Regions from separate parts of the Homo sapiens genome. Here regions 2 and 3 are each linked to region 1. A link is a loop called in an ENCODE intact Hi-C map of the cell type or tissue named here. Cell type or tissue: heart right ventricle. All regions are shown on one strand.

Region 1 (8,000 bases):
TAGAAAAAATACTTCCACATTTAAATCCTCTTCTCCAAAAACAGTCTTCAGGAATATTTGAAGTTAGCCCCATCACACCTGAATTTAATCAGTGAATTTTGTTCATTCAAAGATTCATACATTTGGGAAGTTCCTGTGCCAAAAATGCTAATCACCCAGCATCAAAATTTATGGAATAATGGTGATTTAGGACATGCTGGACATCTTTATTGTTGTTTTCCCACTTCAAGATTTTCAATCTTTTGGAAACAACCTCCCCAGACATTCTGACAAGGGAATTATTATAACCAACCAAAATCAAGCCAAATATAGTTTGTCAGATTTAAAATGAGGCCAAGTGCCAATTTTACAGCAGCGACCGGAAAATCAAATTATATGGCATCTGACATTTAAAATCACACTCCTAAGAAGGCTGTCATTTGATGTCTTGGGTTTGGGTTACAGTACTTAACTTTATAATACTGGGTAACCTTGTGCCTCAGTTTTCCCAACTATGAAATTGGGATAACAGTACCTATTTTGTGAGACTGTTGAAGGATTACAGTTAACACAGGTAAAAGGCTTACAAGACTACCTGGCAATGCTGTCCTGATTTTACAAATTCTATACACTGTGTGGCATTAGCCATCAGGAAAATATAAATAAATCAGTGAGATACCACTTCACACACTTGGGGGGCTATAACAAAAAAGACAGATAAAAAATGTTGTCAAAGATGTGAAGAAACTAGGACCCTTATTCACTGCTGGTGGAAATGTAAGAAGTACAATCATTTGAACCATAGTCTGGCAGTTACTCCAAAGACCACACCTAGAGTTGCCATATGAACCAGCAATTCCACTCCTATGCATATATCCAGGAGAAAGGAAAATATACGCTGCACAAAAACTTGTACATGAATGTTCATTAGCAGGATTTTTCATGGTAGCCAAAAGGTGTAAACAACCCAAATGTCCAACAACTGATAGAGATGGATAAATAAAATGTGGTTTATCCATACAATGAAATATTATTTGTCAATAAAAAGGAGTGAAGGAGTGAAGTACTGATTCATGTGGAACATGGATGAACCTTGATCCAAAATAGCCAAATCACAGGTACAAAAAGCATATTAGTGGCTGCTGGGAGATTTAGGCGGAAATGTGGAATAACTGCTAGTGGGTATTGAGATTTTAGAGTCATACTCATGTTACAAAATTAATAGTGCTGATGGTTGCACAACTCTGAGTACATGAAAAATCAATGAACTGATACTTTGAGTGAGCTGTATGATACTGGAATTACACCTCAATAAAGCATGGTAACTGTTTTAAGATAGGCTGGAAAGAGAAAGCCTGAAAACAACAATAATGATATTAATAAATTAGTTTACTTCTCTAGTCTCATATACTTCTGTGCCCACACTTGCTCCTGTTCTATTCATAATGGTCCCCTTGCAGTTGCCATATTATATCCTGCCATTTGATGCCCGGTGAACATTCTATACCTGCTTCCCAGAATTCTCTTTACCTTTCCTCTATCTGCCTAACTTCCACATATCTAAAATTAATCAGAGTAAACTATTTACTAGAACAACCAACTCCAAATCCTAGTAACCTAACATGATAAAGGTTTGTTTCTCACTCATATAGCCCCTCCCCAGATGATCGAGGGGTCCAGGCTCCTTACCTCTAGTGGCTCCCCCACCTTCTGGAGTCTTCTGCATTCTTTATACATGGTTGAGATAAACTATGAGTCATTAGCACAGCTAGACCTTGAGGTCCTACAAGAAAATTTGCAAATCATTCACTCTGTTTTGAACAAGGTATATTTAAGATGATGTTAAAATACCCAATGGTCTTGGGTCAAATACAGTTTATGACTGTGTATCTAAAATATATATTGCAATATTCTTCCCTTTTTCTACTGACTTCATGAATTTAGCGGGGATCCATTTTATAAGCTCAAAGATAATTACTTTTCAGACTAAGAATATTTAGGGTAAAAAGTACTGTTCAACATCTCTACTGAGGATGTTATGATGTAGCACACTGTATAAGCTGGAGCTAAAGGAAACTTTCCTTAAAGTGCTATTTACTAAAAATTGGAACACATTCCTTAAGACAAATCGAAGTGTGGCACACAACATCCAAACTTCCATCATAGATACAGAGGTGTTACCATCTCCCACTCCCAAATTTCTTTGTCACGCTGAGGATACTCAAGAGGAGCAGGACATGTTGGTCGCAGCAGGAGAAACTTGAAAGCATTCACTTTTATGGAACTCATAAGGGAGAGAATCTCTTATTTAGTATCGTCCTTGATACATTTATTATTTTAAAAGATAATGTAGCCAAATGTCTTCCTCTGTGTTAAATCTTTACAAAACTGAAATCTTAAAATGGTGACAAAAATTCTACTTCTGATAGAATCTATTCATTTTTCCAATTAGATAGGGCATAATTCTTAATTTGCAAAACAAAACGTAATATGCTTATGAGGTTCCATCCCAAAGAACCTGCTATTGAGAGTAGCATTCAGAATAACGGGTGGAAATGCCAACTCCAGAGTTTCAGATCCTACCGGTAATTGGGGTAGGGAGGGGCTTTGGGCGGGGCCTCCCTAGAGGAGGAGGCGTTGTTAGAAAGCTGTCTGGCCAGTCCACAGCTGTCACTAATCGGGGTAAGCCTTGTTGTATTTGTGCGTGTGGGTGGCATTCTCAATGAGAACTAGCTTCACTTGTCATTTGAGTGAAATCTACAACCCGAGGCGGCTAGTGCTCCCGCACTACTGGGATCTGAGATCTTCGGAGATGACTGTCGCCCGCAGTACGGAGCCAGCAGAAGTCCGACCCTTCCTGGGAATGGGCTGTACCGAGAGGTCCGACTAGCCCCAGGGTTTTAGTGAGGGGGCAGTGGAACTCAGCGAGGGACTGAGAGCTTCACAGCATGCACGAGTTTGATGCCAGAGAAAAAGTCGGGAGATAAAGGAGCCGCGTGTCACTAAATTGCCGTCGCAGCCGCAGCCACTCAAGTGCCGGACTTGTGAGTACTCTGCGTCTCCAGTCCTCGGACAGAAGTTGGAGAACTCTCTTGGAGAACTCCCCGAGTTAGGAGACGAGATCTCCTAACAATTACTACTTTTTCTTGCGCTCCCCACTTGCCGCTCGCTGGGACAAACGACAGCCACAGTTCCCCTGACGACAGGATGGAGGCCAAGGGCAGGAGCTGACCAGCGCCGCCCTCCCCCGCCCCCGACCCAGGAGGTGGAGATCCCTCCGGTCCAGCCACATTCAACACCCACTTTCTCCTCCCTCTGCCCCTATATTCCCGAAACCCCCTCCTCCTTCCCTTTTCCCTCCTCCTGGAGACGGGGGAGGAGAAAAGGGGAGTCCAGTCGTCATGACTGAGCTGAAGGCAAAGGGTCCCCGGGCTCCCCACGTGGCGGGCGGCCCGCCCTCCCCCGAGGTCGGATCCCCACTGCTGTGTCGCCCAGCCGCAGGTCCGTTCCCGGGGAGCCAGACCTCGGACACCTTGCCTGAAGTTTCGGCCATACCTATCTCCCTGGACGGGCTACTCTTCCCTCGGCCCTGCCAGGGACAGGACCCCTCCGACGAAAAGACGCAGGACCAGCAGTCGCTGTCGGACGTGGAGGGCGCATATTCCAGAGCTGAAGCTACAAGGGGTGCTGGAGGCAGCAGTTCTAGTCCCCCAGAAAAGGACAGCGGACTGCTGGACAGTGTCTTGGACACTCTGTTGGCGCCCTCAGGTCCCGGGCAGAGCCAACCCAGCCCTCCCGCCTGCGAGGTCACCAGCTCTTGGTGCCTGTTTGGCCCCGAACTTCCCGAAGATCCACCGGCTGCCCCCGCCACCCAGCGGGTGTTGTCCCCGCTCATGAGCCGGTCCGGGTGCAAGGTTGGAGACAGCTCCGGGACGGCAGCTGCCCATAAAGTGCTGCCCCGGGGCCTGTCACCAGCCCGGCAGCTGCTGCTCCCGGCCTCTGAGAGCCCTCACTGGTCCGGGGCCCCAGTGAAGCCGTCTCCGCAGGCCGCTGCGGTGGAGGTTGAGGAGGAGGATGGCTCTGAGTCCGAGGAGTCTGCGGGTCCGCTTCTGAAGGGCAAACCTCGGGCTCTGGGTGGCGCGGCGGCTGGAGGAGGAGCCGCGGCTGTCCCGCCGGGGGCGGCAGCAGGAGGCGTCGCCCTGGTCCCCAAGGAAGATTCCCGCTTCTCAGCGCCCAGGGTCGCCCTGGTGGAGCAGGACGCGCCGATGGCGCCCGGGCGCTCCCCGCTGGCCACCACGGTGATGGATTTCATCCACGTGCCTATCCTGCCTCTCAATCACGCCTTATTGGCAGCCCGCACTCGGCAGCTGCTGGAAGACGAAAGTTACGACGGCGGGGCCGGGGCTGCCAGCGCCTTTGCCCCGCCGCGGAGTTCACCCTGTGCCTCGTCCACCCCGGTCGCTGTAGGCGACTTCCCCGACTGCGCGTACCCGCCCGACGCCGAGCCCAAGGACGACGCGTACCCTCTCTATAGCGACTTCCAGCCGCCCGCTCTAAAGATAAAGGAGGAGGAGGAAGGCGCGGAGGCCTCCGCGCGCTCCCCGCGTTCCTACCTTGTGGCCGGTGCCAACCCCGCAGCCTTCCCGGATTTCCCGTTGGGGCCACCGCCCCCGCTGCCGCCGCGAGCGACCCCATCCAGACCCGGGGAAGCGGCGGTGACGGCCGCACCCGCCAGTGCCTCAGTCTCGTCTGCGTCCTCCTCGGGGTCGACCCTGGAGTGCATCCTGTACAAAGCGGAGGGCGCGCCGCCCCAGCAGGGCCCGTTCGCGCCGCCGCCCTGCAAGGCGCCGGGCGCGAGCGGCTGCCTGCTCCCGCGGGACGGCCTGCCCTCCACCTCCGCCTCTGCCGCCGCCGCCGGGGCGGCCCCCGCGCTCTACCCTGCACTCGGCCTCAACGGGCTCCCGCAGCTCGGCTACCAGGCCGCCGTGCTCAAGGAGGGCCTGCCGCAGGTCTACCCGCCCTATCTCAACTACCTGAGGTGAGGGCCCGGGACGGGGCACGCCCAGCGCGTCCGGGAGTAGCGGTTCCGTTGGCGGCGGCGGCCGCCAACCCTCAGCCCCAGCCCCAGCGCACCGCTGCGCTCCCCGGGGCGGCCGGAGAGGGTGGGCAGCGGGACACAGCACAGGGGCAGTTGCCTCCCTTCTTCTTCCCTCCTCTCCTCACTCTTGGGGACACGAAGGTGGGCGCAGAATATACTATTTTTGGGGCGTGCCTCCCTGAAAGCTGTTTTTTTGTTTGTTTTTTAACTTTCCGAATCTTCCAGATTCCGAAGCAGAACCAACCCCGATTTAAAACGTGCAGCGTCACACTAGGTCCGCTGTAGCCCAGTGGGGCAGAAAGTGCGCGGCGAGTTGGGGGCTTTATGAAATGCTTCTTTCTTAGAAGAAGGACGTTTACCAGGAGTGCTTGTCTTGGAGAGGAGTTAAGGCACCGTTCCCCCGGGAGGGGTGGGACTTGAGAGGTGGCCGGCCAGAACCGAAAGCAGCACCATCTTAGGGATTTGAACACTTCAGTGGCTCAGTTTTCTTAAGAATCTCAAGATTAAAATTAAGTTCACGTGGGAAATGTTTAAACTGTGGATTTAAACGCCTGTCACTGCATTGCACCGTTTTCTTATTATTGCTTGCTATTCACTACAATTTTTTTTATATACAGGTTTAAAAAACACTACTTTGCATACTGAAGTAATGGAATGTAAAAAAAGAATGCTCTGTTTGGAATCTTATGTTGTGAATAGGCAAAACAGTGTCAGTGTATTGGACAATACTTTAAAATGACAAACATATACTTGCTTAAGTAAGCAATGATTACAGGGTTGTGTTTTAAAAACTCAAAACCAAAACATTGCAAAGTACCATCGAACTTTTAAAGCCAAACCATATTTGTTTTGACCCAGCATACAGACAGGAAGGACATAACATTTCATTTGTCAAAGACTAAATTGTTTCTATATAAAGAGTTTTGTAGAAAGATTTCCTTTTAACCGACTTTAACTTTCTAGGACATAATATTATACACTAATTATTGTTCTTTTATATTGGTGCTACTGATGAATGGCTAATCATTTGCAAGTATGGTGAATCCAGTTACGGATAGTCTATTACCAAGTTTAGTTTGCATGTCTTTCAAGTGTATATATACAGTTCTGTTTTTAAAATCTCCTTTCACCCTGTTAATACTGGTTTAAGAAACCTTTAGTATTAGATAGTGGTGCACTTAAAAATAAATGGAGTACTTTGTTTTGCATTTCAAGGCCGGATTCAGAAGCCAGCCAGAGCCCACAATACAGCTTCGAGTCATTACCTCAGAAGATTTGTTTAATCTGTGGGGATGAAGCATCAGGCTGTCATTATGGTGTCCTTACCTGTGGGAGCTGTAAGGTCTTCTTTAAGAGGGCAATGGAAGGTAGGCTCCTTTCCCCTGATCCTTTATTATTGGTTTAATTGTAAATGGAGACCATCTAATATTGTATAGATTTCAATTATTCCTTGTTTCTTATAAGAAATGGTGATATTTCCATATAATTTAAAATATATGATGACATTTTAACAATATGTTTTTATTTATGATACTCAAAATGGAATGTGGTTGGGTACTATAATTGCATACTCTTTGACTAACACTTTCAGTATTAGACATAAGTCATAAAAATCTTGAGGACAGTGCTACTATTGTTCCTTAACTGCTTAGCTTTGAGGAAACAGCTTTGTTCTAATAGTACTTTTATATATCTATTATGTAGGTATATGTGTATGCAGTACTTTAAAATTTTGATTAAAAGAAAAATGGTAGTTGACACATATGTACATGTATGCGTATACATATTTGTACATACACGAACATATATCACAACATGTATATGATGCAGTTTTCTACATGATACTGTCTTTTGACTACATGAATATTTATGTAATATTTACAAAGAAGTAATTCTAAACAAATTTTTGAATTCTCTTTTTGTTCAGTATATTTTTGTAAGTGTATAAGAGGACAGGATTAAACAGTTTAAAATAAAAAACCTGGACATCACAGTAACATAATTTCTAAAGAAGTATTTTGCTTTAAGTAAAACTTTCATGTTTTTAAACTCATTGAACTTACATGCTTAATGATTTCAGATTTACTTGCATAGTGTTTCAGATTTTAACTTTCAAAGAAAATATTTTTGAATTTCTTTCTACCTAAAGTCTAAGCAGCCAAACATCTTTACATTTGAAGATAAAAATACATTGAAAGATTTCATATTTTAATACCAGCAATAAATGTATTCTATAACTATGTAAAATGAAGCTTAGGATTCCCTCTGGAGTGCTGAGATCACACCTAGACAAGGAACCAAGGATCTGAATGTTGGCTTTTTGTTTCCTGTTCTGAGGATTTTTGTTTGTTTGTTTGTTTCAACAGCCCTCTCCTTACAAGCAGAAAAGCAGGTAGTAGGAAATTTCACTTTAAGGGAGCTTTCAAAGGAGTTCTTCATAACAAATATTTGCTTTGTATATTTTTAGAACATGATTTTTTCTCACAAAAGATGAATGTATTTTACTGATGTTGAACATATTCAGCTTTAGGGGGTTTGATTGCATTTTAAACTAATTGAGGCAGTGTTAAAAGTGGTACTTGAGAAAATAGGGCAACTGATAGTGGCTCTTACCCATTGACATTATTTATTTACAGTTACAGTTGGAAGTTCTTTGTGTGGAAAAGTCAGTTTTCCAATGGGTAATTGGAGTTACCATTTTTATCTGACTTTGGTTCTGGTTTCTTAAACATTGCCTTCTGCATTAATATGATTTCCTCTCTTCTTAAAGTCTCCTAAGGATAGTATAATTTTATAAGTGAATGACTCCCTTAGAATCCTCTTAAGCCCAATTTGTCCTACCCCAGCTCCTTCTTTTGAAAGATAAGCAAATCTCAAAGACATAAATATGAGTTTCCAAAGGTCACAAAACTAGTTAGTAGCT
Region 2 (8,000 bases), 64 kb after region 1:
TTTGTGCCCTGATTTCCTTGAGCAGTGTTTTGTAGTTCTCCTTGAAGAGGCCCTTCACATCCCTTGTAAGTTGTATTCCTGGGCATTTAATTCTCTTTGTAGCAATTGTGAATGGGAGTTCACTCATGATTTGGCTCTCTGTTTGTCTATTATTGGTGTATAGGAATGACTGTGATTTTTGCACATTGATTTTGTATCCTAAGAATAAGCCATACTTTTTAATATATTTTATTCATAAAAAAATGCACATAAAGCAAATGACATATAGAAACAATATGATTAACATCCACCTCTGGACTCAGTTGGCTTAAGAAAATATGAATATTATCACTACACTTGAAATTGATTGCATATTTCTTCCTTATCACATTCCTCTTTATCTTTCTCCAGAAACCTCTATATCTTTAATTTGGAGTTGGTCATTTTCTTATATTATTCTGTAGGATTTTTTAATATCTATGTATTTCTCACTAATAGATTTTTTAGTTTTGAGATGTTTTTTTCTACTCCATAGAAATGCTATGTATATTTATGCAATTTGATCTTACTGCCTAATATTATATTTGTGTTTTTTATTTTGATTTGTATTATTCTGGTTTGTTTTTTCCTACACTGTATGATTTCATTGTATGAGTATCTCCCATTTATTTATTCTCATGTATTGACATGTACTTCCACTTGATATTTGCTGTGCTTTACCTACAGTTCAATTGTGAACATTATTTTACATGTATTCTGGTGGTTCATGTGTGAGAGTTTCTGTAGGTAACCTGCACACCTGGGCATGAAATTTCTGACTGTAATACATGCTCATGCTGGGCTTTACTAGATAATGCTAGATTGTTTTTAAAGTAGTAGTAGTTTACACTCCATGGCAGCTCTTCATTGTTTTGTGTGTTCCTGTATTCTGTGTCCTTGCCGTTTTAGGTAGATGATGTCTCATGTGGTCTTACTTTGCATTTCTCTGGTTAATAATGAGGTCAGTCATATTGTTGTATTTTGTCATCTATATATTTCTTCCTCTGTGAAATATCTGTTCATGCCTTTTCTTTCTGATTTATAGGAATTCTTTGTGTATTTTGGGTATATATGTTATAAATATCTATAGGATAGATAAAAACAAGCTATCTGATAAGGCGATATGCAGAAATATAAATTAGGTGAGGAAGCAAGCCATGCAAATATCCAAGGAAAAAATCATTTCATGCAGAGGAACTTGTCAGTGTAAGACCCCAAGGCAGAAACACACTTCAAGGGCAAGATGGGCATCAATATGGGTGGAGCATGAGGGAGAATAGAAGAGAGACCATCTATGCAAGGGTAAGTTGGGCCTTGTAGAGCTTGATATGAATTTTAACTTCATTCTAAGTAGGATCAGGAGTCACTGAAAATATCAAGCAAGAATGACATAGTCTGATTAAGTCTTTAAAGTTGTATAGAAAATAGTCTACAAAAAGTGAAAGCTGGGAAACCAGCCAGCATATGTTACAATAGTCCAACTGTGATTGTGGGGACATAAATTATGGTGCAAGCAGTGGAAACAGGTATTTGGATTTGGGTTATATTTTCATGGTTATCCACTAGGATTTGCTGATGTATTAGATATGAGGTGAGAAAATAAGTGAGGTATCAGTAATGACTCTAGAGTTTGGGGCTAGAGCAGCAGGTGTGTAAATGAAGTTACAAACCTAGAAGATGCATGTTTGGACCAATGCATCAAAGTTCTGCTCTAAACATATTAATTTGAGGGGTCTGTTAGAAATACAAGTGGAGATGCTGAGAATACAGTTGCATAGTTGAGTCTAGAGTTTCTTGGAAAAGCTGGGTCTAGGACTGTAAATTTGGTAATCATTAATGTCTAGATGATATTAGAGACATAGAACTAGATGCAGACACCTAGAAAGAGCATAGATATCTAAGAGAAGTCTGAGGACTGAGCTTGGTGTACTCAAAGATTTAGAAGTTGAGAAGATGAAAAAGAGCTAGACAGAGAGACTGAAAGAGTGACTACAAGAATGAAATATGTGGAAGCCAAATGAATAAGAGCGTTAAAAGAAGAAGGAAACGATCAATGTGTTAAGTACTTACCCGGGTTAAGACCAGGACTGAGAATTGGCCATTGTTTTTTGACATTTAGAAATCTTTGAAGGCCTTGCCAAGAATAATTTGGTTGGGATAAGGAGAGGAATGACCTGACTGGAGAAGGTTCAAGGGAGAATTGGAGGAGAGGAAATGAAGAGAGTGATATTTCTCCACGGAATACATTATGTGTGAGAGGGACTATTAGAGGATGCAGACAAGAGGGCAAATGATTTCAGAGAAAAGTCCCTGAGTGGGTGAGAAGGACTAAGATTTGGTATTGAAATGTCAGGAGTATGAATTGTAACAGGAGGGAAGGCAGAGTACAGGGGTAGCCATACTGTAGATTGGCCACAAAGAAAATATTCTCCAAATGGAGCTTCTTTCCCCCTAAGCCTCCCCCAAATCATTACCTCTGCTTCTGATTCAATCCCTCAAAACCTCATCCATCAGCTTGAATGAGAGACAACTATTCAGCCACCATGTCCATCCGCTTTCTTATCCCCCCTTGCTCACCCCCAGCGTCTCAGCCCAAATCTTCCCTCCTTCCAGCCAACAAAGCTCCCATGCCTGTCATCTCCTGATGTCAATGCAGCGGGCAGGGGAGTGGGGGACCACTGACCCCACATGCCTATTCTCTGCTTAGATTACCCAAAATACCAGGTGTCGTTATTTTTCAGAGGTGCAAAAATATAATACAAAGTCATTCTAAACTGTCACTGAATTCAGAGTACTTTTTGCCATTGTCTAGTCACTGAATTCAGAGTACTTTTTGCCATTGTCTTATTTTCTCAATCAACAAATGCTAAGAGTACAATTATATGAAGTTCTACAGATTTATTTGTTACTTGCATTACTTAGTAATGGTTCTTATGCATAAAGGTTAGGAATAACTTCTTTGAACAAATATCCTATATAAAAAAACAACAAAGTGGTTTTTAAAAATCACATTGCTGTTCACATTCCCTTTTTAGTACTCTCTTCTCATATTCTTTTTTAAGCTATGTTAGGTCAAAACAACTACTTTAATAACTTAGCAAATATCTATCAGGAGTCCACTGTGTAGTTAGCAGTTTATAAAGCTTCAGATCTACATTAGTGAGTGAAATGGACCTAGCCCCTATCCTTACAGGGCAGCAAGCCTGGTGGAGGAAGCTATGTTCTCTGAAGGCAACAAAAACAGTCATGCGTCATTTAAGAGTAGGGATACATTTTGAGAAATGTGTCATGAAGTAGTCAATTTCATCATTGAACATCATAGAATGCATTTACGCAGACTTAGATGGTATAGCCTACTACACACCTAGGCTGTTTGGTGTAGCCCATTGCTCCTGGGCTACAAACCGATACAGCATGTTACTCTGTTGAATTTTGTAGGCAACTGTAATGCAATGGTAAGTATTTGTGTACCTAAACATATCTAAAGATAGAGACAGTACAGTAAAAAATACTATCTTATGAAAACACTGTTGTATATGTGGTCTGTCATTGACTGAAACAATATTATGTAGTGCAAACCATACAGCAACAGATAATAAAGACAAGATATTCAGAGTGGGAGATGGAAAAGACAATAATGTATTCCTTCATTCATTTAGCAGACATGTATTGCCAAAAGACACTGGAAAAAATAAATAAAGGTGACAAACAGGTGGTGCCTTTGTTGAAGATTATAGTCATGGACAGGGAAACTTTAGCCCTCTTCTTAACATTATCTTCCCTTAGACACAAACACACACACACACAATTCCTGGCATATGCTATATACTCCATAACTGTTCCTTCCCTTCCCTTTGTGACTCATTCCTTCCCCCAGAAAGCTCATTTGATCTCTGCAAATAATTTTGAATCCCCTTTGTTTTTTAACCATGGCAATTGTTTTGTTTTCCCATCTCCTACAAGTTTTAGCTCAACTCGTTGGGGCTGTTTTTTTTTTTTTTTTTTTTTTTTTTTTTTTTTTTTTTTTGAGGTGGAGTTTCTCCCTTGTCACCTGGGCTGGAGTGCAATGGCATGATCTTGACTCACTGCAACCTCTGCCTCCTGGGTTCAAGTGATTTTCCTGCCTCAGCCTCTGGAGTAACTGGGATTACAGGTGCCCACCACCACACCCAGCTAATTTTTGTATTTTTAGTAGAGACGGGGTTTCACCATGTTGGCCAGGCTGGTCTCGAACTTCTGACCTCAGGTAATCTGCCCACCTCGGCCTCTCAAAGTGCTAGAACTACAGGCATGAGCTCACCATGCCTGGCCATTCCTTGGGGCTTTATAGAACAAGTATAATCCTTTTTCTTTATGACAATACCCTGAGTTCAGAAATCTCAGAGACAAATGTTTACAGAGACCAGGTAAATAAGTAGCTAGAGTGACAAGACTTAAGAAAAGAGACCATTGGCGTACCACCAGTTTGTGGAGGGAACTGGAAAAACTGGAATACACATGCCCCATCCAAAAGCAACCATTGCAACTAAACTTTAACAGATTGTTGCCACCTAAGTAATTCACGGATGGTCTCATAATTCTGGTCAGCATTGTCTGAGCCAAACAAAATGTATCTATGGGCATGATCAGATACTAGAGCCAGCAGATTGCAACCTCTGCTTAGATAATTGCAGGTATCAGCCTTCCCTTGGCTAAACAGCTACTTCATACTGATAAGTAGCCCTTGCCTGGCACAAAGCAGGTGGGGCTGAATCCAGCCTGATATCACATCACCACAACTTTCTCTAATTCTCCTCAAGGCGTCTGTGAACTACCAGCAGCCCAAATAAGCATCCTTTTCTCCTTCAATCATTTCTCATAAAGCAGATTCTACTCATCTCACCATCCATCTTTTTCCCCTAACATATCAGAATTCATCAAAGTAGAAACTCCAGAAATCATCCAGAAATACAAATGTGATCTGACCAGCACGGGTATAAACTTTCTCTTTCCTTAATTTAGAAAAAGGATTATTAATTTTGAGTCTTAGATCTCATAAAAGTAGAGCTGGATTGATTTTAAGGGATCAATGAACCTACTGAAATTGTATAAAAAGATTTTGTGGGGCTGGCAAACAAATGCTTTTCTTTTAACATATTCTTAAAAGAACAAAACCTCAAAGAAGATTTAACAACCACTATAGACTAAGTTTCAATTAATGTAGTCTGTAGCATTAGATTTTGGAAGGCTGTTCTATCAGAATATGGACCAATACTGAGCGTAGTCGCTACTAAAACTCTTTGTCTTTTTATTCATATCTTCTCCTAAAAAGCTCCATGACCCCTGCAGAATACTGGTATAATTACCCACACCTCACCCACCCAGTGATTGTTGATGTAACTAATTATTTAATCCAAGTCTGAGGCCTAAATTTTTTTTAATCAAGAGTTAGTTACATGTTTTAATTTATTTTTTGTAATTTTAATATCTAACACTTTTATTCTATTTCATTCGATTGATGCTAAAATGCATAATGCTATGATTCTAAGACTTAGGAAAAATAATACTATACTGGGATATGGAGTTTATATATATTTACATGAATTTCTTTTTTTTCTTCTCTGTAGGTCGAAAATTTAAAAAGTTCAATAAAGTCAGAGTTGTGAGAGCACTGGATGCTGTTGCTCTCCCACAGCCAGTGGGCGTTCCAAATGAAAGCCAAGCCCTAAGCCAGAGATTCACTTTTTCACCAGGTCAAGACATACAGTTGATTCCACCACTGATCAACCTGTTAATGAGCATTGAACCAGATGTGATCTATGCAGGACATGACAACACAAAACCTGACACCTCCAGTTCTTTGCTGACAAGTCTTAATCAACTAGGCGAGAGGCAACTTCTTTCAGTAGTCAAGTGGTCTAAATCATTGCCAGGTAATAATAATTTTTATATACAGCATGTAATAAAAAATATACTATGTTTGTTGTATTAGTACATTGTTAAATAAAACACTCTATGCAGTAAATTAACTACAATATAAAACAGTATGTGATAGTATGTGTTTGAGCAGTTCAAAATATTTGTCTAGGACCCTAATATGTGTTACAGAAATATAAAAAATTAGAGAACACACTGAGTCTTACTGATGAGTCAGAAATTGCATACATTAAACTTATGCTAATAAGAAATAGCTTAGGTTTATGTGTTCAACCACAGATATTAGAGTAGCTCAGAAATGATAAATGGACCATTTTTTATAAATGCCCTATTTATTCTAACCCTTAATTCAACCAACCTCATTTGGTTGAAAATAAAACTGAATGTATAAAGTCATATAACAAATCAAAGTAGTATTCAGAGTACAGTAAGGTGTCAAAAGTAAATTAAGAAAACAAAATTCCCTAACGTAAATTACTTTAAAAAATAATAGCACACAGAGAAAAGAATCTCTAGTCACTATTCCTCTAATTTATACCCAAAGAGAGTATATCGCCCAGCAACAGAGAGAACTTGGATTATATCATCACAGAAGAATTTCAGTCACTTTACTTATCAGCTATTTTTGCTCCCTCAGCACAGCTCTGTAGGAGCCAAGTACTTGAAAGAATAACAAGGATGAAATTCTCACTTGGTTAAATCTTAGACTGCAGAGCCAGGAGAATACATGTATAGCAATTGTTTGTGAAGGCATTACTCCTATAATTAGAAATAGAACTTTTTAAAAAACTACATTCTCTTCACATCAGTAATACCCTTATACTGCTATAGACAAATTATTTTTCTAATATCTGATCAAGAATTAAACATATTATGTCCTTTTAGTCCCCAAGTAAATTCAATGGCACTTTTAGAAAAAGAATTTCTTCCCAATTCTCCTTAATATAATTCTCAGTTATTATTCTACCTAAAAGGTTTGAAATACAATAGATGAATTGTTACTGAAAATTCAATTACATGAAACAGAAAGAAAAATAGATACCTGTTTGTTGAATCTTTCAAAAAATACATATTAAGAAAAGTTAATAGAATTCAGTATTCTAGTGGAGATGAAGTAATTTTATAGAAAAATCAAAATGCCCAGATTCTTACTGGCTTCAGTCTCACCAAAAGGCCTTAAACAGACAATAATTTTTTGAACATTCTAAATGTTTAAGATTTATCACATAGTGGTTATCAAACTTGACAGAGCTTTAATAAATAAAAATAACCCAATAGCATTGATGAACTTTTTCTGTTTAAAAATGAGTGTTTAAACATGTGTTTAATTTTTCTCCATTGTTCTATTATTTGGAAAATATGATTTCTTTGGTTTTTGTTGATATAGTTTATATTCCTTTTGTTTGCAATTTTGGAGGTTCTTTACTATTTAAAAAGATTCTAGCATCAGCTGGTAACGTTAGAAAATAACCAGTTATACTTGAAAAGATGACTTATTCACTTTGGATAAAAGCTAAGTGACCTTTTTAACCGGAAACCGTTATCTATCAGGACTTTTTGACCCCCACACAACCACAAAAAGGAATGAGAGAAAACTCTTACATTGAATTTGGTGGCAACTTTTTTAATGCTGCAAAATGTAATTTTTGTGTAGTAAATCAGAATAATGGCAACACTAGTATTACCCATACTGTTTCCATTAATTGCAAACAGGGAAACATTGAGATTATCAAAGTCTCTTGTGGCCTGTGGACTTTTAAAGCCATATTTTCATGGTCTGCATTTTGGGAATAGCACTATTGAATGAATTATGAAAATGGTCAGTGAGCTAGAGTGACTATTTGACCTCTGAGAAAGGACTTGGATGGACACATGTATAGAAAGTACTTTAGTATTATTAGCTACTTAAAACTGATTTCAATTGACTTGAAATAAGCTTACAGTTTTTATTCACTTATTCACTCAATAAATGTCTATTATGTACCTGCTGTGTTCAATATCTAATAATTATACAGTGGTTTAGAAAGAAAAGCCACAAGGCTGGGCTCATGGTGTGGATGCATTTT
Region 3 (8,000 bases), 150 kb after region 1:
ACCATTAAGACAAATTATAAAGAGATCGATAAGGAAACAATCTCCGAAGTTGTAGAAGTGATTACAATATTCTTTACAATGACCTAATTTTCAAAACTACACTTTAAAATGTACCCCAAATCTTGTAATTAATATTTTAGACATATATGTTCTCCTTACTTGTATTTATAGTATTTTATGGGACTGGTTGAGGGAGGGGAAAAGCATACAGAATAATTATATCGCTAAATAAATAAAGACATACATATTGTTAAATGTGTCAAAATCACACAGCACAAAATACTACCTGTCATGACTTTTCAATTATCTGTGCACTGACTAGACGGAATTTTCTTCTGCCGAGATCTGTAACTGCAGGTGTTAACTCTGCAGAGAGCTTTGATGATTTAATGTAGACTCTGTAACAGTGAAGTTTCCTCAGGTGCTAACGCTTCCTCTTTTACTGTCTTGGTGTATTGAAGAGGATGTGAAAATAACACTGTCACCTATTGTATCTCTCTTCAGAAGATTCTAATCTCTCTTTGAAAAAGATTTTGAAAATCCTGCCTCTTACTGCTTGGGAGAGTGAGGTAATGGCACAGTTCTGAAAGCCATTTCTTCCCTTATCATTGGAAAAATAATCTGCCCACCAGCCTCATTCCTCATTCTAAATGCCGTCTAATGCATTTAATGAGGAAACTTAACAAAAGTTTGATTGGGTCAGTGTGCAAAATTTGCCAGTGCTTATCTTAAACATAAGAGAAATTTTAAAAATTCATCAAAATTGATACAATGTCTTCAGGAGGCCTTTTGAACAATGAGAAATACACACATTTTGTATGCTATTGACGGTTTCACTTCTGAAGGGAATAGGAGTGCACGGAGGTAGAAAGATACTAAAGCAATACTATATATAAAAGTGGAAATTTTTAAAAATCACAACAATCTTAAGTATTCATCAGTAGAGAACTTAAAAATAAATTAGAGCACACCAATCTAATGAAGTATTAGGCAGCAACTATAGATAATGCTATTGAAGAACTCATGTAATGAAACAATGTTAATGCGTAAGACAAAAAGTTTACAAATTTGTTCTTGGCAAGAACCCTAAATTGCCCATGACAGTTTACCAATAAGCACTGCATTTGTTCCTTTGGCACTAATTGGAGATTTTTTTTTCTTTCTTTTGCTTTTTTTTTTTTTAGACAGGGTCTCACTGGGTTGCTCAGGCTGGAATGCAATAGTGCAATCATGGCTCACTGCAGTCTCGACTTCCGGAGCTCAGGTGATCTTCCCATCTTAGCTTCCCAGGTAGCTGGGACTATTAGGTGCACACCACCGTGCCAATTAATGTTTTATATTTTTTGCAGACACAGGGTTTCAAATTCCTGGGCTCAGGCGGTCCACTCGCCTTGGCCTCCCAAAGTGCTGGGATTACAGGAGTGTGCCACCATGCCCAGCCTAGTTGCAGATTTCTTAAAATTAATTACATGTTCTTTTCAAAGATTTTTTTCCAACAAACACTGGCTGTTTCCAGCTTGAATATCTAAGTAATACTGAATGCCTCAATGCTAAAAACTTCCACCTGAGCCTGTAGAGTTAAAGCTGCTTGTGTCAAAGACATATATATTGCAATTCCATTGAAAAAGAAGTGAAAAAGTGAGTAACAAAGTATTTTTTAGGTTAAAAATGTGCATTTTATTTACTCATTCAACAATTTTATTGAGCATCTATTGTGTGTTGGGCACTATGATAGCAACAATACAGTGAACTCCCCTACCATCCCCGCATCCCTGCCCATGTGTCCTTTTCTGTGTGTTTATCACAGAGGAGTAGTTTTCAAAAGGTGGTCAAGGGAACCTGTGGAGGGGAGATAGAGGGGCAGGCAGAAGCCTAAGATATCATTGCTCTGAAGCTAATGGAATGTATATGACAATTCATTTATTTTGTATTATGTTGGGTATTAAAGATATCTGAAAAAATGTAAAACAGTTCAACTCTTTAGGAAAATATCATTTTTCATTAACATTATGTTATTTGTGCTAATATGTAATAGGCTTATTCTTATTTTCAATAAATACATATTTTAAAATGTTATGTTTGAATTTCCAATACAGTAAATATCAATAAATATAATCCATAAAAACAGAAGCCCTTTGGGGATCCTTAAAGATCTTTTAAGTTTATAAAGGTGTTGTGAGATCAAGAAGTTTGAGAAACCACTGCCACGGATGAGATTAGAAGGCTGTGCACCAAATTTTAACAGTTTTCTTCAGGTGATGAAATTATAAGTGGTTTTAACTTACTTCTTCATTAATTTTCACATTTTCTAAAGGAAAATCATTAAATTATTATTTTAAACATCACAAATTTTTTTGCTTATGGGTGTTATGGTGATTTCTGCATCTTATGTGTGTCTTACATATGTAACTGTGTTCTAAACCAGTGATTTATAGCCTTTTAAAAACTCAAACTCACTGGGCAAGGTAACTTTGTTGAGCTTTTTGTCCTTTGTAATTCTAAGCAAAATATTTGTCTTTTAAAATTTGATAATAGAAACATTTGATTGTTTACAATGAACCAGACACTCAATTCTCAATTTATGCTCTTAATTCTCAATTCAGCCTTCAAAACATATTTGTATAGCTTGCCTGTTTATACTACTTTAAAGTGGATCTCTGCTCTGAGTATAACTGAGACCCAGGTGAAGGTTTTAAGGATACTATTTTCCACATGCCTTTATAATGGTAAGACACAGCCTAGCTACATTTGGCTTTTAAAGGGATTTTATAGGTTAAGGAAAACAATTGTAAATAACCAATGTCTGCTTAGGGCTGTGCCGGGCACTATGACATTTTTCTCTATTCCAAAGGTTCTCAAACTTTCATGTACATAAGAATCACTTGGGGAGGGTGACAAAAATGCAGCTTCCCGAGGCCTCAGTCTTGGACATTGTGGTTTATAAGGTCTATGGCAAAACCCTGGAATCTTCATTTTAACAAGTCTTGCAGCATGGTCCCTCCCATTCCAGTGAACTTGCTTTCTTACAGATCTCCAATGATGTCTTAGGAGTTAAAACCAGTGTCCTCTCCTGATCTCCTAAACCATTTTTTGCAGCTTCTACCACTGTTGGTCATGCCTTCTCATCCTGTCCATTCTTCTCTGTCTGAACGTTAAATAAAACCATTCCCCAAAGACCAATGCTTGGCCATTTGTTCTTTTTCATTTAGTAAGCCTCCTTGCTAGGTACCTTCACCTTCACCTATACAGAGTAATTGCTATGTAGAAGTTTCTTAAATGGCATCAAACTCCATGCTGTCTCCTGGTTCCAGCTGCACCTTTCTAACTGCCTCTCATTGGCCCTCACAGCCTCCTCAAACCCTATGGCCAAAATTTTCCCTTCCTCCTACATATGCACAAGCTAAGATCAGAAGCTAAACCACCATTCTTTCCAACACTGTCTCAGAGACTTGGAAACTTCTTTTCCTGTCTCTGATTCCCAATATCAAAACAGCTGCCCAATCCTGATCCTATTCATAAAAATCTCCTTATAGCTTTTCATCCCTTTGCTACTCTCCTGATTAAGGCCTTTTAAATCTCACCAGTTCCATCCTAAATGGTTGACTGTTCTCTCCCCTTCACAACCTGCTGGAAAATGATCTGTTCTGGTGCATCATAGATTAGATCACCCCTGTGTTCAATGACCTGCAGTGCCTGCAGCAATGCTGGGGGGGTTACTTTTCCGTGGCTCAAGGCCATCCACTAAAATCTCCCAACTGGTCTCTTTCCAAAATATGGCTAGTCTTCCTACTGCCTCTACTGGTTCTATCTCTTTCAAGGTCTAATTCAAGGGTAACCTTGAGCTCCTTAGGAAAAAAACAAAAATGAGACAGGCATTGTAGAAGGTCAGGGAAATTCCCTCAACTTCTATGAGTCATTCAGTTTTATTTAAGAGTACAAAAGAATATCAGGTAACTGTTAAGAGTTAGTGTTTAAATACCACTAATATATTAATCAGAGGCTTGAGTGTCTTAGGCAAGCAGTTTCAACAATAATTATGATAATAGTTATTAATGTAGAAACCATCTACAGAGCACCTGTCATGTTCAAACACAGTATTGTGTACATTCCCAACAATGTGGCAAGCTGAGAATTATGATCTTCATTGTATGGATAAAGAAAACAGATTCCCCAACATTGGTAACTCTGAGGTTACACGAACTAGAAAGTGGTGACCTAAAAATTTGAACTAGGGTCTGTCTGACCTAAAGTTCATTCATGTTCCCCTGTGCCTCAGTGAAAAGTTGTCACACAAATCACAAGTGTTGTGAACTGACAGACTGTAACTCTGAAGGTAGAGCTGAGTGAGCTCTAAGTTTATGCTGATCCCCACTAAAAGTTGATTTAGAGTATTCAGAATGCAAAAACATATTAAAGAAGTATGAGTTGGCTGGGTGCAGTGGCTCATGCCTGTAATCCCAGCACTTTGGGAGGCTGAGGCGGGTGGATCACCTGAGGTCAGGAGTTCAAGACCAGCCTGGCCAACCTGGTGAAACCCTGTCTCTACTAAAATTACAAAAATTAGCTGCACATGGTGGCACACACCTGTAATCCCAGCTACTCGGGAGGCTGAGGCAGGAGAATCACTTGAACCTGGGAGGCAGAGGCTGCAGTGAGCCAAGATCGCACCACTGCACTCCAGCCTGGTGACAGAGCGAGGCTCTTTCTCAAAAAAAAAAAAAAAAAAAAAAAAAAAAAAGAAGAAGAAAAAGAAGTATGATTTGACTGTTGAACATCTGAGTGTATTTTTATTATATGATAGCTTTCTGATTTACTTCATCCATAGCTTGTTTTCTTAAAGCTCTACGGGGATTACCTCTTTGATTATGATTACCTGAGTTTTTACTTAACAGGCTGACTTTTTAGAGCTTCCTAATAAAAGGGCTCCATCTAGTGAGCAATTCAACTACGTAGCATGGCAGAAGAAGTAGCAAGGTTAAATCCCTTACACTAAAGCCTAAAAATCAAGACAATCTCAGAGAAATGATGTTTGCTGTGACATGCATGGGGCTTAGTTTTCACCATGCTTCGGTCAAAAGGAAGATAAAGACACTGCTGACAGAGGTAAGGTTCACATGCTCTTGGCTCAGCTATTTAAATGCTAGGCACTGACCATTATTCTAGGAAGATACCAAAGTGGCTCTACTCTCTGCAGTTAAAAAAACCTAATACATGAGGGCCCTTACTGGGCTTTGAACAAAACCAAAGAGAGTTTGAAGGTTATTGTTATTGTTATTCTTAATAACTATCACATGCCCAGTACTGTCTAGGTACTTTATAAATGTTTGCTGAAAAAGTCCATATACTTTTACAGGTTGATAAAAATTATTTGGTTAAATAACTTTTAGAGGAACTATACAACAACTATACAACAGTATCTGTGATTCCTTTCCTTCACAGCCTCAATTAGCCAGACATTGGATGCTCAAAAATGTGTTCGTACATCTAAAGGAAAAATCAAGGTTTGTTATTCAAGTTCTCACATTTATATGCTCTTTCAACAATAGGCATTGAGTGTCTCCTACCTGTACTAGCAGCTGATAGTAAAAAAAAAAAATAATGAAAAGCCTCTGACTTTATGAAATTCCATTATTCAAATTAAAAACCGAAGCCCACTGTAGATCAAGAATAAATTTGAAAGCAAGAAGAGTAAAGTAGGAACTTTAGAAGCAAGCACATTAGTAGAAGCAAGATGTAACAACTCATATCCTTTTAATAATGGAATGGAATGTAAAATCTGAGAACCCCTAATGAAATTATGTACTCTAAAAACAGAGTCGCTTTGGGCAATTAACTCTACAACATCTCTGAGATCCTTAAGGATAACCATATTTTTCCATGGATATTCATGATGATTCCTCCAGAAAAAGTTATATAACTTTTAAAAATCAAGAACATGCTTTTGAAAAGTGGTCCCAAAATGACTGTCATCAAAGATGTATAAAGGATTATAGCAATTTTTATCTTCTAGGAAATGTGTTTGTTTAGAGCCCTTCTACTGTGAAGATTTCAGCAAATGAGACATCACTATAACAATGTGAGATGATATATGCTGTTTACAGACATGACTTCCTGTGAAGGGCCAGTGGACTTAAATTTGACCATCTGCATAATGGAGAGGCGGAGCTGTCACAGAGAGTGTCATGTCAATACAAAGCAACAATGTCACCACTTTTTTTTAGATGCATTTAAGGGTTTGGAGAACTTACCGCCCAGAAGAAACTGGTTTAGGTGAACCAACATTTTCAAACAGTTGAGCTTTTGCTGCCACTCTGAAAAATGATTTAAAATGCAAGTTTCATGAAGTCAATCACATTCAGTTCTGCTCAAAGTGAAATTCATGATTGCCAGTTAAACAAGACAAAAAATGGTTGAGAACCATTGCCAAAATTAGAAGGGAATTTTAATTGTTTTAACCTTTAATGTCAATGAGATTTTTAGATCTAACCTCCAGCTTACAGAGTACCAGGCTGTAATTAACCAATAGCTACTTCCTCTGGGGATCTTACTATCCTCATCCTTTTTATCTCAGAAAACCATGGGAGCAGTAAAAGGAACATTTTCTCTCTACTCTGCTCCCAGCAGCACGGCTATTGACTCCTGTGGAGCCACGAGTGAAGATGCAAAGAATCAAATCAACATGACAAAAGAACTGTTGTTCATTCTTTTAGCTAAGAAAACACTAATTATAATACTATTGATGTATTTTTTTAATATGTGAACATATGTCTGTAAAGTGAAAAGGGCAAACTCTGAAAATATGGCCAATAAACAAATCTGTAGATTTACATCTTGTTTCAAATCATGGAGGGCAAGGCAGAGAGGATATGTTCTAATTGAACAGGTAAGACTATCAGGTATGACTAAAAAGAATTGAAAGAGTTTCTATATTTACTGGAAGACTCTATAAAATTCCTTGATGTTCTAAGCTAGATTTTTAAAAAATCTATCTTATTTCTTTAATTGACAAACTCTTCTCCCAGAGCCAAGCCATTTGATTATCTCAAAGATCATTTTACACCTAATATAGAACACACACTTTAATCATTTGAATTTCTACTTTATGGGTACAATCACAAAAGAGAAACTCTTCTCTTTCCTCCACCAAGAATGGAGTTTATATTCTCTCATCTTCCCTAATACATTGGCTTAACATTTCTTTCCCTTAATGGGCAGAACTACACACAGTGGGGAGTAGACACACTGACAAATATATTTGCCTATACCACTGTAACTGGATTTCTAACCAAAAGAGATAAGGTACATTGAACATGCTCTGCAACCAAAAGGTTCCTGTCAGAGAAAAGGATGAACTAATGAATTTATGACACAGTTCCTATAGAAACAGGCTTAGTAAAATGTCTTACTGGACTTTTAATGAATAATTAAAATGTCAGGAAGAATGCCATCATATTAAAAATGGAGAAGGTAAAACAGAAGGAGCACAGAATTGTAGTCAGAGAACCCTAGGTTGGAAACGGTAGAAAAGCATCAGTTCTCGTCATCTCTAAAATGTGGTTTATACTACCCATTTCCAAAGGACACTGCAGACCTTAAAAGAGATAACTCATGTAAAGACATCCAGTAATGGCTCAGAGAGCATTAGGAAATTCTCAGCAAATGTCAGGAAAACAAAATGAAAGGGAGAGAAACTTTTTATCTCTCTTTTTTGCTTACTTGTTTAGCCAGGTTTCCATTGTTCTTCTTCACCCACTTTCTACTCATGTCTATGTACCCTTCTCCTACCAGCCTTTACAGTTCTGCATCATTTCCTTTGATGAGAAGTACCCACTTTTGCCTTGCATATTCCTCATTCTCTACTAGCTTGTTTAAATCAGTGAGGACTCAGGTATGCGGGCGTAGGATGGAAGTGAGAAAGAAGCTGCTTTAAAACAGTGAGGAGAGCAGGGACCTGGCTTATAGTCAATGCGTGGCAGTCTCTTCAGCGGAGAGATGGATGT

The links. Hi-C counts contacts between places; a loop is a spot of excess contacts. Peaks named below come from ENCODE experiments on the same cell type or tissue, not always from the same donor. Only the 100,000 strongest peaks of a DNase experiment are listed, where the experiment ranks them.
Region 2: a loop joins it to region 1, with 2.0 times the contacts of the local background. A loop is called at or near these places in 3 of 110 quality-filtered maps.
Region 3: a loop joins it to region 1, with 2.4 times the contacts of the local background. A loop is called at or near these places in 12 of 110 quality-filtered maps.

Annotation. Positions count from the first base shown.
Region 1 is chr11:101,124,451-101,132,450 of GRCh38, reverse strand. It overlaps PGR (progesterone receptor), which reads left to right and starts at 2,638. Exons shown (of 8, transcript NM_000926.4): 1 at 2,638-5,017; 2 at 6,293-6,444. The coding sequence starts at 3,381. It also overlaps PGR-AS1. In heart right ventricle, CTCF peaks have their summits at 3,953 and 4,159; DNase peaks (open chromatin) are centred at 2,860, 4,200, 4,890, 5,170 and 1 weaker place; H3K4me3 peaks cover 4,858 bases; H3K27ac peaks cover 3,741 bases; H3K27me3 peaks cover 1,012 bases.
Region 2 is chr11:101,060,377-101,068,376 of GRCh38, reverse strand. PGR (progesterone receptor) reads left to right here. Exons shown (of 8, transcript NM_000926.4): 4 at 5,625-5,930. Among named protein-coding and RNA genes, the nearest start is that of PGR, 65 kb to the left of the region's middle. In heart right ventricle, no CTCF peak of the experiment used is centred here; no DNase peak of the experiment used is centred here; H3K27ac peaks cover 2,331 bases.
Region 3 is chr11:100,977,298-100,985,297 of GRCh38, reverse strand. ARHGAP42 (Rho GTPase activating protein 42) reads right to left here. Exons shown (of 24, transcript NM_152432.4): 22 at 6,249-6,311. Among named protein-coding and RNA genes, the nearest start is that of SNORD13I, 47 kb to the right of the region's middle. RefSeq lists enhancers at 5,994-6,560, 6,561-7,129. In heart right ventricle, a CTCF peak has its summit at 4,937 (motif pointing left); no DNase peak of the experiment used is centred here.